Linked DNA regions of Homo sapiens: region 2 is linked to region 1. Evidence: chromatin loops called from intact Hi-C (ENCODE). Cell type or tissue: heart left ventricle. All regions are shown on one strand.

Evidence for each region. A loop is a pair of places that touch in the nucleus more often than their neighbours do. Peaks named below come from ENCODE experiments on the same cell type or tissue, not always from the same donor. Only the 100,000 strongest peaks of a DNase experiment are listed, where the experiment ranks them.
Region 2: a loop joins it to region 1, with 1.9 times the contacts of the local background. A loop is called at or near these places in 2 of 110 quality-filtered maps.

Annotation. Positions count from the first base shown.
Region 1 is chr7:32,058,293-32,066,292 of GRCh38, forward strand. All of the region lies in intron 1 of PDE1C (phosphodiesterase 1C), which reads right to left. Among named protein-coding and RNA genes, the nearest start is that of PDE1C, 8.1 kb to the right of the region's middle. In heart left ventricle, a CTCF peak has its summit at 4,056 (motif pointing left); a DNase peak (open chromatin) is centred at 4,079; H3K4me3 peaks cover 3,193 bases; H3K27ac peaks cover 2,475 bases.
Region 2 is chr7:31,981,913-31,989,912 of GRCh38, forward strand. All of the region lies in intron 2 of PDE1C (phosphodiesterase 1C), which reads right to left. Among named protein-coding and RNA genes, the nearest start is that of PDE1C, 84 kb to the right of the region's middle. In heart left ventricle, no CTCF peak of the experiment used is centred here; no DNase peak of the experiment used is centred here; H3K27ac peaks cover 1,112 bases.

The DNA.
Region 1 (8,000 bases):
CTCAGCCCTCAGTTCTCTCAAGGGATAGGACATTGAAAGACAGGCTCAGATAAAAACAAAATGCACAGCAAGGCTCGTGTAGTTAACTACAGGTTCTCATGAGTACAGATCACATGTGTTTCACTCATGGGAAAGTGGACTGAGATAAAATGTCACAAATAACCATGAAATGAGTGAGGATCTGAACGATCATCTGATCCTCTGGTTTTGTTTTTCACTGGCATGCAGGGTACAGGTTGGAAAGAATTGGATATCTCTAGAAACTTCTAATGGATCTCTTACATCATTTGTATGAATTAATCTACGCGCTACTGAGAATGGAAAGTCTTTGTACATTTCTTCTCATTCCTATCAGTGATTTCATTTCCATGATGCATGTATTAAAAACTAACTTTGCAAAGCTATCCATTGCTTCCTGGCCTTTCCCATATTTTGAACAAGTAAATGCTAATGAGAAAAATATATACATAAACTGGTGGTCTCTTGACACCTTCCACAAGAATATTTAAGGGTGAGAAAGGAGATAATAGAGTAAGAGAATCTCCTGTCTTACTAGCTCGAATATTTAACTGATGAGCTACAAAATGAAATTCCATGTGCACAATGATTTCATTTTCCTGCCTGGCCAAAAGTCCAAAGCAAGACAACAACAACAACAAAAGATTATAAAATGGAAAAAAAAAAAACCTCATTTTTACCTTGAACAGCCCAATCATTAGGAAAGAAAAACTAACAAAAACAAAAATTCTAGGGAATTTATTAGCTAGGTTTTCTAGTAGAGAAAATTGTTCTACAGACTCATACTGTCATTGAATTATCTTAGAAAAGGAAGATCATATTCAGAGATAGCCAGCTCCCAAACATAGAGGACTCCAGTATGTTTAGCCAAAAGTGATGGATCAAATTCACATGAAGGAAGCCTTTGACAGTGTGGTTTGGGGGTGGGGATGGTGACCCTAAAGAATGGGAGAATGCAAATCTGAAGCAGAGATGTAAATAAGACAGTCAATTTTTTACTCTTTCTTAGGAGCAAGTGCATTTCTATCTAGTGCTGGCCAGGCAGTGGAAAGTAGAGAAACCTAGGAGAAGGTAACAAACTCCAAACTAAACAACCCCACAGGAAGCCCCACCTGGGGCTACACCAACTCACATGGCAGACCCAGGCTGCCCCAGTGCTCCTGTCCTCCCAAAGCAAGCCCCACTCTTCACTGATCTCCCTCCGCATCCCCTCGGCTGCCTGCAGACAGCTGGCCAGAAACAGAAATCAAATCTGCTGCTCATGCCTGCTTCTCTCATGAGCCTGGATTAAAAATTCCAGCACTTGGACTCCTATTTAAGAAGCCCTAAATGGGACCCCTCCCCAAAGAAAGCTGAACTCTTCCTTTGGAAGGCAAGATTTTTTTTTTAGCAAACCAAACACAATTTCCTTTCCTTCTAGCTAAAAGCCTTTTGCTCAAAGCTGGGCAATGAGCTAATCAGTGGCACCAAGGAAAAAACAGGGAAAGGTTTTGAGAGAAAGAAAATAGAAAGCAAATGTCATGCTTGTGGAAGCCCAAGTAGTACGTTTTTTGCATAACTGATTTAGTCCTCTATTCACGTATTTACAACCACTTGCTGTGTTATAAGTACTGCAAAACTGTGTGGGTGGGAATGGAAGCAATTTTTACGACCTTCTTCCTGGGAGCCCGTCTCCTGCTTAAATAAACATCAGTAAGAAAAGCTAAAAGCAAAACTATCTCTTAATATCTGTGACGGCACTGCCAAAGTAGATATAAATCCAAAGGATTAAGACAAAATCTCACTCTTCACAGATCTATCCCTGTAATTAGGGGAGGAGTAGGGTTTTTTCTAATTGAATTATTCACAGAGCTGTTTCAATTCTCTACTTTGTTTTTCCCCTTGTAGATTTAGCCAGAACAAAAACTGTAATCTTCTGCTGAATTTCACTTCAATGTCAGTCTAATTTTTCTAAGTCTTGCCTACCCACTCCTGCAGTGTTCCTTCCCTCTCCCCACTCTGTGCCCTTCCTCCCAACTCTTATCAAAACTGACTCCTGGCAGAAAGCAGCTGCTGGTCATTTACAATTCCAGGTGAATTTGAATCAGTGCCATGGCTCCTTGGGAGCATGAGTCCTTCCTATTTCATCCAAAATCCTATCTTGTAGTAGCATCATCTATGTAAGCCTCCCTAAACACACGCTCTATAAATCTCAACAATTTAAATATGGCAAAATGAGCCCATTGTCCAAAATACAGGGAAAAAAAGCGCCAACTAGCAGATGCATTTCTTGGGACCATTTTGAGCTCTTCTGTCAACTGAAATCAGATGAGCATTGGAAGCAAATTTTCCTGAGCTATAGTAGTTACCTTCACTGAAACTATGCCAAATCTCCCAGAAATTGGTGCTTTGAACGATTCTTTCATTTTTTTTTTAACAATGACTAATTTCAGTCAGTGATTTTATAGTCAGAATGGCAGTTCTGAAACAACATTTATGAGGCTTGATTTATGATAATTAATCCTTCTATTTCACTAATGAGCTAGGAAAGGCCTTATTTATGAAAGTGTTTAAATTCCTCACAGTTAGCAGACACGGTTTCCAGTGACACCCACATGGAATGGTATACTAAATGCAATAAACTTTTGTGGGTCATCCTTAGACAAAAGTCAGAGAGACAAATGAAAACAAGTGGCAGGATGTCAGTCGGAATTTGAACTACTCCTAAAACATCTGGAAGGAGCTTTCAAAGATTAATCTTTCACTTCCATATTTACTAGATGTATCTCTAGAGTGTAGGAAAAGTCTTGGTTATTTAAGCATTTTCTTTGGTTGGAATCTGGATAAACAACAGTTTAATGGTCTTTGGATATCCAATTGTGACTTTCAGACAAAATGCTCCATGCACTCTCATACTGATTGTCTAAATTATTGCTCTTCTGGTGGCCTTAAGGGAAAGGAAAGCTGTATTTTGGCAGAATATTGAATACCGGGTCCTTGCAATGGGTCCTTGGATTTGGGTAGAAATAGAAGGAAGGCCTTAAAGAGCAGAGAAAGGGCATGAATGGGCAGAGGTGGTACAGTGAGTGAGCGCTGTGGCCAGAACTGTGGACTGCTCCAGGAGACAAGGCCCAGCCATATCCATGGAGGCACCTCTGGAGCAGGCACAGGAGGCCAAGCCCCCTCAATGGAGCCTAAACTGCAGAAAGGCCTCTTGCCAGAGCCAGAGAGCCTCCACGCAGCCAAGCTTCACTTGGCCCTTCTGCAGTGGGCTAGGCTCCAGGCTTCAGGTCTCAGCCCCATGGCATGTGCCCTCTACCTCCCAGAAGGTCCGTGATGAGGGCTCATCCCATTTGGCTCCCTGGGTCATGGCCTCTTTCTGCCCTTGGAATACTGGGAATGACCATACTGGTTTCTGTCTCTGTTCCAAACCTATGTTTTGATGGGCATGATACCAAGTAGTCAATATAAGTTTCAAGTAAAGTTATGATTATTAGCTGGCCTAAGTAAATGCCAATATTTTGAACAAGTAAATGCCAATGAGAAAATATACATAAATTTTTGGTCTTCTGAAACCTTCCTTCAGACTATTTAGGGGTCACACTAAACTGTATTCTCTACTTACAAAATTTATAGATATATTAATTTGGCATCATTCAGATATACACAGAATTTTCCTGCTTACTTTGCTGGGCTGTAGATTATATCTCCAGACCTGTTTAATCTCCAGACTCACTTATCCAACTGCTCTTGCCTTCCCCATATCTCCCCTCATAGTCAGTATGTCCCACACTGAACTCATCCCATACTGAACTCTCTATCCCCCATTCATTCTGTTCCCACTCACGACAAGACCTGCAAACATGTTCCTCCCTTAGTGATCCTAATCTAAGAAAAAAGAACCTGGGGATTCAAGCCAAAACCCTGCGAGTTGACCTTAATTCCACTTTCTTCCTCATCCCCCATATCCAAGTCCTGTTGGATCTACCTCCTAAAAAGTTCTCACATCCATGCCTACTGATAATGGCTTCCCCTTGCTGAGGCCCCCTGGTGGATGAAGTCGGACCTGGCTCCTCTCCAGCTGTGTCTGGAGCCTTCGCCTCCTTCCAGTCTGCGCTGCAGCCACTTGGCCTTCTTTCATTTTCTCAGAGGGGCCATGCTCCTTCTTGTCTTTAGATCTTTACAGGTATAAACATCCCAGGCCTTAAATGCCTAGAATACGCTTCCCTAACTCTACTTAACTACAATTTACATAATCTTCATGTCTCAGCATGCGTCTCTTTTCCTCAGAGAAGCCTTCTCTGAATCCCGGACCAGGTTTGGGTCCTCTCTTCTATGTTTTCACAGCTCCCTGTGCTGGACTTCTTGCAGCACTCGTCACAGCAGGTAGTAATTTATGGAAGTATTGTTTAATATATTCCTCTACTGTAGGCTGAACATCCCCCGAGGGAGGGAGCCTTTGTCTTGTTTCCCACTAATTCCCTGGTGCTTAGCACAGCACCAGGCACATAGTAAGTGCCACAGAAATATTTGGTAAGTGAATGAATGACTGAATTTTCTGCATACAGATGTGTATTCCTTCAACTATATGAACAAAACTCATTACCTAAAATGATCAATTTTTATATCTTCTGGATGGAATGATTCTCTTTAGTTTTTTCATAATCTCACAAGCTAGGAACATCTAGCTTTGTCTTACGGTCATTAAGACTCATTTATTTTGTTTAATAACAGCTGTCAAGAGGACTCTGTATAAACAGTACAATAAAAGCCTGAAGAATACCAACACTTTACACGAATTCAGTATACTTCCTCCAGAAATAGAGTGTTGCATTTGTTGTAGAATTCATTTTTATTGCTAGTGGGAAACTCCGATGATGGTCATTCTCAAAGCTGTCCCAGTCTATTGTAATGTGCCTTATATTTGTTAAGTTGGTGCAAAAGTAATGCGGTTTTTGCCGCTAAAACTAACAGCAAAAACTGCAATTACTTTTGCATTAACCTAATAACAATTATTTCTTTTAGTTGTTTCTCAAAAATCCAGGAGATAGGTCCTATAAACACTTTTCTTCCATGTGGGGAAATGGAAACCAAGGAAAGTAGTCTTCCATGAGCCAAAGAAAATTAAAGATTGAAAACTAGAGATGGTAATGCAGAAACCTCTCTGCTGAGGGCTGCTTCCCAACTGACAGAGGAATGCTGTAAAGCTCAGTCAAGATATTAAGCACTTTGCTGCTAAATATTGAGTTGTAATTAACTAATACACTAGCATAACCAAATTACAATAATCAAGTGATGATGTACTAGTAAGCTGCATGAGTATTCAAGTAAAGAAAATTTCACTGTAAATGTGAGAATCTACTTCTTTTGATATTCACATTTTTCCCCTTTAATATACATTAAGAATGTATTTCAGAGAGATTTAACTTGATCTTTATTAAGAAAAGAAAGACTCGAAAACAATCCTTCAAACACAAATGTCTCCCTTCTCTGAATCCTAGCATGTAGCGTCCACATCACTTAGTCAGCAATTAATTATTGCCCTCTTTTTTGTTGTTGATTTTTAACCTTTTCACATGTATAAGACGTATCTTGTTTCCCTCAATATATTCTAAGTTTCCTGATGGTAAGGATTTTCTTCTGATATTTTCGTATCCCTTCTGAAGCTCCTAGCACCTAGTACATAATGGAAACCCAATAAAAATATGCTGAACGATCTGGCAATTCCAATTGAATGGGAGAGTAAAAGGACCAGTTAATACATTAAATATGTAATCTGGGGGAAACAAACAACAATTTTTTAAAGTATTCTCCTGGAATTGCTTTTCTGGTAAGATTCAGGTCAATGCCCTCTTCCCTGGGTCATCTCCTTGCAAGGATTTAATAATAAGAACCAAGATTCTCAGACCCACCACTCCAGGCCAAAGGTCTCTCCATGGCTCCATATTGCCATCACCAATAGCTACTTGAACATTCCAGAGGCTACCAATTTAACATATCTATACCCAAGTTTATCATTCTGCTTTATCCTAGCCTGCTCTTATCTCCATAGTCCCTAACGAGGCAAATAACACCAAATTCACTGAGACATCTAAGCTGAAAGAACTCAGAAGACAACAGCTCCTCTTTCTCTACTCTAAATCTATGTTCTGTCAATTCTCATTTCAAACATGCCCCCTGTTCTTTCATCTTCAGCAGCGCTACCCCAAATCAGGCATCTTCCCCAACTGGTCTCCAGGCCTCGAGTCGCATCTCCAATCTGTCCTCCACCCTTTTTCCAGAATTACAATCCTAAAATTCAAATCTAATTTTGTTACTCTCCAGCTTAACATCTTTTAACAATTTCTTATAACTGAAAGGATAAAACACAAACTTCTAAAAATATTATGTATCATAAAATATATATATATTTCTCTAGAAGATATGAAAGAACACCTAGAACACAGCACTTTTTTGTTGTATAGTAAAATGTGTTCAATTACTCACCTCCTCAAACTATGAGCATACATAATTTTGAGTAAAACAAAAAGTAAAATTTTTAAATGTCATGTATCACTACCCAGCCTCTGCCTTCCTTTCCAGCATCACCTCTCATGACTACACTTCTATCTGTCCCTCAGTACTGCACTAGATGAGCTGCAAGAGGACACCACACATTAAGCTTTTAAGGAAAGTAAGGCTCTTGGGAATTGATTAGTAGGAGAAGGTAATCCTGTTACCCAGACCAATTCAGGGGCCAACTACTTCTGACGGAACGGCGGTGGGGGGGGGGGGGAGGAGCCGGGGGCCAGTGAGGGGGAGGTGGTGAGATTTATCTCCAATAGCTCCATGTTGCATGACAGCAAACAGACCCAACCATACTCTCTCCTTAGGGAATTCTCAATGAGTGGTGAACATAGAGAAGGTTCACTAGAACACAAGCCATATCTCAGTTAAGTGCAAGCAGCTTTGCCAGTAGTCCCTAAGAACATCTCAGAAATCTCAACTAGTTTATTTTGGGCTGCCCGGAAGACTCCTTGTTTTTCTCTCATCTTTGTAAAAGGTTTCTTTGCATTTTTGCAAAAGGCTGACATCAATGAAAAGAGTCTAAGCAAGTTTCTTCCTTATGACTCTAATGAGTCTCCTAGAATGAATACACAATTCACTGTAGTCTGTAACACCTTCTCTGGCCCTCCCAGGTAGACGTAGCTTCCTTCGCATCCCCCTGGAACTATATTCATCACCTCCAGGTACTCATATCAGTCTCTGCCACTAGCCTTCAAATTGCTGAAAGTTAAGTAAGTATCTTACCTACTTTTGCAAACCCAGGGCTTAGCAAACTGACTGGCACCTAATAGACACTCAGTAAATGTTAATTGAGTAATCCCATGTTGCCTGAACACTAATTATATCATTTAAAAGTTCGGTTATATAGAAAGAAAACACAGAGAGGGCTTAAATAAGAAATTTAAAACCAAAGGTCCAGGCTTTGTTGCCTATGGCTTTTCTCCTCATCTTTGCTGTGTAGGTTGGAAGAGTCACTTAACTTCTCTGTACATCAATAGGGTATTAGTTAAGACTGTTTCAGAGAAACCAAATTCAAAACATCCTAAGCAAAAACAGAGTCTAACTAGCTCATGTAGCTGGGACAGCTGACAGAACTGGAGACACATCTACAGGAACTGGGACCTCCAGGAGCTGACCCAGGGATTCCCACTCCGTGTTTTCTGCTTCCTTTTGAGCACTAGCCTCACTGCCTCCTATCATAAAAGGTCTTCTCTATGAGGTGGGAAATGGATCCAATGGCAGCCCCATGAAAGTCCAGAAGAAAAGCAAAGCCTCCCTTTCCCACAGCCAATACAGAAATGTCAATGAGGGACTCTAATGCTTCTGTTTGGGATCCATACCCTACTTGAAACCAACTTTTATTACCTGGAAGGTGAATTCTGTGATTGGCCAGTCCTGTAGTATGCTGGGGTGAGGAGTAGAGTCTGTTAGCATAGTAAGGTGGATGGGAAGCTTGC
Region 2 (8,000 bases), 76 kb before region 1:
GGTTTACATGTGAGACTTTGTTCTAGGTGCTGTATGCCAACACTATTCCCAAATATATATTTTTTCAGTGCCTTCAAAAGAGGCTGTTATGCTACCTTAGATAACCCCCCTTCTAATCTGCATGATGCAATTCACTGCTATCTGCATGATATTCCACTTGAAGTGCACAGTAGAGCACTGTGCTTTCCATCAGCAAATATCTAGAGTTATGTGGGCATGAAATGTCTCCTCCAAGGAGTCAACAGCGACCCAGGAATCGTTCTCAACTGCACCCCTGAGCTGGCAGCCATCCAGTCGAGGTTCCCTAGACAGGCAGTGTTGTCACTGATGTTACACCAAGGGGCCTGTGTTTCAGATGTTTCTCTTTCTCAACAAGCACATCGGTGTGAACTCGAAAGAATGAAAAATAGTTCCATGTGATATTCATCCAGTTGTTTTGTTCTGTAAGTAGCAATGGTTAAGTTACAAACCATGAATTTAATGCCAAACTCCTGTGCTCAGGTAGGCATGACAGTAAACTCTCAATAGCCTATAAAAAGGAAGATGAAAGGATAAAGGTAAATCCAATTTACACAAGAATCAATACTGTCATCAACAACACTAATAGGGAAGGTTCTATGATTTTTTTAATTTCCTCTTTTTTTTTAGCATAAAAACAGAAGTTAATGGGTCCCTCTCAGTTTGGGAAAATCTGAGTGACAAGCCAAAACCAATAGGTTTTGAAAGGGGCCTGTGAATAAAACGCAAAAAGTGCCTAATTGGAGTCAAGAACCAACTCACTATAACAATTGTAGAATCTAGATGGCAAGTGTAGGTGTTCATTATACTAATCTTTTGAACTTGCCCACATGTTTGAAAAAAAATCAAAATCAAAAGTTGGAAATAAAAAAGTAAAATAGAAAAAGAAACAATTCATAAGATATTGTTGAACCCCATGGGCTTTGAGAAATTTGCATAAACTTGAGGCATATTCAGGCTGACCAGTTAGCTCCTCTCTCCATATACAGCTCCATGCCAAAAAAATTATATAAAATCTACTATCTGAGAAAATGGGAATCCACATTGCTTCATAGCTCTTCTGAATGAACAAAATGCAACTGGTACAGACTTAAAATCGTTAGGGAAATTTCCTTTTGCAGATCATGTCATACTGACATGTACTAGAATAGCAATTAAAATATTCTAAACCCATCCCCCTCTCCATGTAACTATCCTTGTCATACTCTCTTGAAGTCAGAGTACAAATTGCTCCAGGGCTAAGTGATGACAGAAACATCTCCCAATTACTCCTGGTTACACAGACTCAAAGATGGGAACAATGAAGTTCTAATGCCTACACACTCCTTAGTGAACTCAAATTTCCTAAGACAATGAATGATCAAAGTAGAGTCTTATGAAAGCTTCTACATAAAAGACAGGAAATGAGACCCAAATCAGGAGAGTTGGGGAAGCTCAGGAGGAGGGAGATACATATCCAGCCCTCATTTAAGATCAATTCATGGATGACTCCCTAAAACACCACAGAAAATCTGACACAATAGCAAATGCACTGAATGATGCATGCCATTCACTATCACAACTGAGAACTCCAAACATTTCGTTGATATTAGAAAGTGAAACAAATGTTCCTGCAAAAGTCAAATGAGAATCAAAAGCACCATGTTTGCACTGCAGCCTGGGTGACAGAGCAAGACCCTGCCTCTAAAAAAAATAATAATTTTTTTTAAAAAATCACCATGGTTTACAGGGAAGGATACTGCCGTGGCTGCACAGACCTTTAGTGTCTCAAAGCATTGTGCAAATACCTGTGTATTTCTTTCATGCAACATGAGCATTAACTTGCAAATTTTAAAACCCTCTGATTTATCATTCCACCACTTCACTTATTTGTAAAACCAACTAAAAAAGTATTAAGAATTTCAAGACGGCAACATGAGAGCATCAGATCACATGCAGGGGCTCTTCTGAGCTCGGGCTGTTGAATCCAGGCCTGACCATATGAACTGGCAGAGTGAAGGAGAGATGTGGGGTGGAGTAGGTCAAAGATGCTGCAGGCTGCCCAAATGAAGGAATGTGGGAGGAGAAAGGGAGCAAAAGGGCTGGAAAATAAAGGGGTGTGAGGCACGTTCAAAAGAGCAGGAGGAGGAAGAGTACCTGAAGGCGGTATGATAGAGGTGGAGAGGAAAGGGCTAGATCAGGGGTCCGCAAACCCAAGGCCACAGACTGGTAGCAGTCAATGGCCTGTTAGGAACCAGACAGCAGGAGGTGAGCAGCTGGCAAGCGAGCAAGACAGCCTGTGCTCTGGCTCCTGTCAGATCAACTGAGGCATTAGATTCTCATAGTAGCACGAACCCTACTGTGAATTGTGCACATGAGGGATCTAGATTGCACACTCCTTATGAGATTCTAATGCCTGATGATCTGAGGTAGGACAGTTTCATCCTAAAACCATCCCCCTGCCATCCGTGGCAAAATTGTCTTCCACAAAATGGGTCCCTGGTGCCAAAAAGTTGGAGACTGCTGGGCTAGATCATCTGGATGCAGTTCACCACCCACAGTGCCTCAAAGTCGCTCCTTGTTTTCTCTTTCCCTGGGATCCTCTCACCACACGCCCAACAAAGGTATCACTCTTTCATGCTTGAAGGGCCATGGTCCCCTTTTTATGTTTTTTGAACAAGGAGACCCAAATTTTCACTGCGTGCACACTGGGCTCTGCAAATTACATAAGTGGTTTTGCCTAGAAGATTTAGAAGATCACCAGTCTAGATAGAGAATTCTAGAAAATAATTCCTGAGGAAGGTCCCCTTTGATGGAGTAATCTTTTAAAAATTTATTCTGTTTGCAGATTGTCTGTTACCTCAGTTAACAAAAACATTGACTGTTAAATTAAATGTTGACACAAATGATCTTGCCATGTGGAACCATAACCTCCTTTTCCTCTGTAAGAATTCCAGCAAACTAACAAATTGGAATCTGAAAGCCCCAGGTTGGAAATCTAGGAAGATGACAGAAAACATCGTCCTTCAGAGTAGCAATTCCTGAAACCTCCTACCCTAGGTCCATGCCTTAGCTACTCTGAAGGAAACACGACCTTTCCTCAAAGTAAAAGAGAGCAAAATGTAAGGAAATAATTATAAAAATTGACGCCTAAAGAACAAACCCTGGGAATCTGCTATCCAGACACCATCAAGCCATGAGTGAGTGCATACCATGAAAGGTTTATCAGCGCACGGACAAGGGCCAAGAGTAGACTAGTAAGCAGTACCATAGCAGTCATGAAATAAGACCAGATCATCATAGGGAAGGCATGGAGTTTTCTTACAATTCTTTGCTCAGAGCTCTATAAAAGCACTAAAGGGGTCTACATTTTTTTAAATAGTAGGGCTATTTATATAATCTGTTAAATTATATTTATGATTGGCCCCCAAAAAGTGGCTTTCCAGGAACCTTGAGAAATCTTTTTATCTCCAAGAAAAAAGAGAATTGAACTTTAATACGTTTTTTATTATTTATTTATTTTGTTATTATACTTTAAGTTCTAGGGAACATGTGCACAACATGCAGGTTTGATACATAGCTATACATGTGCCATGTTGGTTTCCTGCACCCATCAACTCGTCATTTACATTAGGTATTTCTCCTAATGCTATCCCTCCCCCAACCCCCAGCCCCCGACAGGTCCCAGTGTGTGATGTTCCCCGCCCTGTGTCTAAGTGTTCTTATTGTTCAGTTCCCACCTATGAGTGAGAACATGTGGTGGTTGGTTTTCTGTCCTTGTGATAGTTTGCCGAGAATGATGGTTTCCAGCTTCATCTATGTCCCTGCAAAGGACATGAATTCATCTTTTTTATGGCTGCATAGTATTCCATGGTGTATGTGTGTCACATTTTCTTAATCCAGTCTATCATTGATGGACATTTGGGTTGGTTCCAAGTCTTTGCTATTGTGAATAGTGCCACAATAATGTTTTTTAAAAGTGAAATCAGTTTCCTGCTCTGCCCCTTCCCCTAGCACCTTGCTCCTCATTTGCATAACAGGTAGAATGACATTGGCCAACTCCCCTCACAGTTAGGGTGAAGTGGATTGACTAGTATACCACCAAAATTCACATCTACCTGGAAAACTTAAGAGTGATTGAATTATTTTCTCAGGACTGCCATAACAAATTAACACAAATTTAGTGGTTTACAACAACAGAAATTTATTCTTGCACAGTTCTGGGAACTAGACGTCCAAAATCAAGGTGTTTATGGGACACCTTCTCTGAAGGCTGTTGAGAAGAATCCTTCCTTGCCTCCTCCTAGCTTCTGGTGGTTTCTGACAATTCTTCATGTTCCATGCCTTGTAGCTGTCTGACTCCAATTTCTTCCTCCTACTTCACATGGCTTTCTTCTCCCTATGGCCTCTTCCGATCTTGTAAAGACACCAGTCATTGGATTTGGGACCCACTCTAATCCAGGATGACCTCATGTTGACTAGTTATATCTGCAAAGACTGTATTCCCAAATAAAGTCACATTCTGAGGTTCTGGGTTGATATGAATTTTGGTGGGGACATTTTTTTAACCCAGTACAGTGACCTTATTTGGAAGCTGGATTTTTGCATATATAATTAATTAAGGATCCAGATGAGCTCATATTGGATTAGGATGCCCTAAATCCAATAACTGATATCCTAATAAGAAGTGGGGAGGGCACAGAGAGAAGGCCATGTGAAGCAGGAGGAAGAGACCTGAGTGATGAGACCAGAAGCCAAGGAATATCAAGATTGCCAGGAGCCACCAGATGCTGGGAAGAGGCAAGGAAGGTTCTTCCCCAGGGTCGATGGAAGGAGCATGGTCCCACTAACCCCCTTGATTTTGGACTTCTGGCCTCCAGAACTGTGAGGGAAAAAATTTGTTTTAAGCCACCTGGTTTGTGATAATTTGCTGCAACAACATTAGGAAACTAACCAGGAGAGGGGAAGGTTTTTAGCTGAAAATAGTCTATAACACTTATAGAGTTTTCATTGAACACGAACACACACACACACACACACACACACATACACACACAAAACTAGGAAGAAACGCTTCTGTTTTAAGACAAACTCCAAACATATGGTCAATGCTGATTAAATTAAATGAGCATGAGTCAGAACTACTTGAATTCTATTGAATCTATGCCTTTAGTCAGCTGTGTGGAAGAAAACATGTTTGCATGGACTAGGATTAACCTACTAGATATTTCCTTTATTTATTCATTGCTGTATTTGTTTATTTAGTGGAGCGGTGTTTTTAAAAAAGAAGGCTCTTTACATTGTTTATTCAGGAAATCTTTGCTAAAGAAACAACCAGCTCTCGACAAACAAACGATTCTTGAGGAAATTAAGAAATGTAAACAGAGAGATGCAAATGTGATGTGCAATTTAAAGGATTTACTCCCAGCAGTGCTTAGGAATCAGGACAGGATGAGGGCCCACCCAGCTGAGCTCATCATCCTGCCTCAGCCTCCATTTTCCAGAAAGTCTGGTCACCTCAGGAGCAGTGGAGACCCAGAACTTCTAAAATGGCTTATAAAGGAAACCACCCACAAGCCTAAAGAGAAAAGAATGAACTTAGAAAGTAAGAAAAAGTCTCCAGCTGCAGTCTCCTCACAGAGCTTTGTTCTCTGAGTCCTAGCTCTGAAAAGCACCCAGGTGAAATGAAAGGCCAGGGTCTTGGATAATAAAATATCCCCTTCCCTAATAAAACCAACTTATTTAGCATCACTATGTGTTTTTTGTTTTTCTTAGAGAACAGTGTTATATCGTTAGAAGCACACAAAGTAGGACTTAAAAGAAGTTATTTCTGGTACTGTCAGTAATAAAATCCCTCTGAATGATATCCAATACAGAGCTGTCTTTTGCTGAATTCTCTGGTGCGGAAAACTGTAATGAACTTTCAGTATAAGGCTGGAATTGGTAGAAAGTGCTATGTGTCTGTGTTGGTTATTCTCAGCTACCCTGGATCTGTTCTCCACCCTTCTCTGTGCCTGGGGGTGACTGTGGATGGGCCATCGCTGGCTCTCTGGCCCTCTGGCTTCCTGTTGAGTTTCTGTTGGAGGCATCAGCAGATCAGAAAGTAGAAAGGGAAGGAAGTTAGGGTAGATGAGGCACTTGTGGACCATAGGAAGCTCACACTGGGGCTGACAGTGACAGGTGGGATGGCTTGTCTCATAAGCAATATCTTGCCTCCAGCCCTGCCCGTCCCACTGTGGCTTCACCCTCTGCCCTGCTGGGTCAGGCCCCCCAGTGGTGGCAACAACCCCCTGCTGTTGCCAGTCTCTGGGGGCCTTACAAGGCTTTGGATTCTGTCCACTCTGCCCAGACGCCTACAGTAAAGAGCACCTTCATCAATAGCCCTAAGTTAAACCCTTGGGCCTGCCTTGGTTTCCAGCCAGAGCCATGACCAAAGGTAATAATGCCAACATGTATAAGTCACTTTTAAAGGTTTCTATGTTATTTACAAATCCTAACCACTCAAAAGATGACTTTACCTTACCTGCCTCCTCTATTCCACCTTTACCTGTTGAAATTCTGCCTTATCCTTCAAGAATCATCTTTAACATATTTTTAACTGCATATAGTTTCTCAAACATTTGGGCCTCTATAATTTTTTTTAATTTGATTATTTTGGACCTTACTGCCTGGTGTAGTGGCATGTGCCTGTAGTCCAGCTACTTGGGAGACTGAAGCAAGAGAATCAGGCTTGAGCCCAGGAGTTCCAGTTCAGCCTGGGGACAACAGAGTGAGACCCTGTCTCTTATAAAAACAAATAAATACAGGCTTGGCACAGTGGCTTACGCCTGTAATCCCAGCACTTGGGGAGGGTGAGACGGGCGGATCATGAGGTCAGGAGATTGAGACCATCCTGGCGCACATGGTGAAACCCTGTCTCTACTAAAAATACAAAAATTAGCTGGGCGTAGTGGCACATGCCTGTAATCCCAGCTACTCGGGAGGCTGAGGCAGGAGAATCACTTGAACCCAGGAAGCAGAGGTTGTGGTGAGCTAAGATTAAACCATTGCACTCCAGCCTGGGCAACAAGAGTGAAACTTCTTCTCAAAAAAAAAAAAAAAAAAAAAAAGAGAGAGAGAGAAAGAGAGAAAGGAAAGAAAGAGAAAAAATAGAGAAGAAAGAAAGAGAGAGAGAAAGAAACAAAGAAAGAAAGAAAGAGAAAGAGAAAGAAAGAGGAAAAGAAAAGAAAGAAGACAAACACAAATAAATAATACAAAATAATAATGATATTTTGGACTTTACTTATATTTCCCTCACTTTGCTTTATTTTCATTTGTGTTAAGGTCATATCCTCCTTCTCTGGCTAAAGTCTCCTTAAGATCAATGACAGAATGGCTCTAATTTCTGTATCTCCTCCCAGCCCAGTAAGTAGTTCAGTCCCAGTATACATACTCAGTAAATGTCTGCTGTTACTGCCAGCTACTTGTTTTCAATGATTTTTCCACCATCAAACCCAGAACATTTCCATAAATATGCATATCAGGTTTTATACATTACATACATACATGATATATTATATATCTACATACACACCCTAACCTGAAACTTTTATCTAATTTTTCTTCTTCCATTTGGCGTATATATATGCACAACAATGAGGTTTTTGCCTTCAGTCAAGTGGTTTCTCAAACACTTTCTACATTCTTACACTTGGGTGTCTCTGCTAACCCAGAAAGAATTCAGTGTCTTCCTTGTTCTCTTTTCCCTTTTATGAGACCCCATAACGTCACTCATTAGAGCTATAGTTAGCCTCCGATTGGTTAACTGTCTTTTGCTCTCCCTGGCTACGATAACTGCGGTGACTAGCTGTGTCTATGTCTCAGCTTTCTCCTGGGCAGGCACTTTATCTTGCCTGTGTTGTCATTTACTACTTACACAATCATAAGCAAGTTACCTATCTTATCCAAAACTCACATTTCATCCCTCAACTAGAAAAACAAGGGAATAACTTAGCCATTCACCA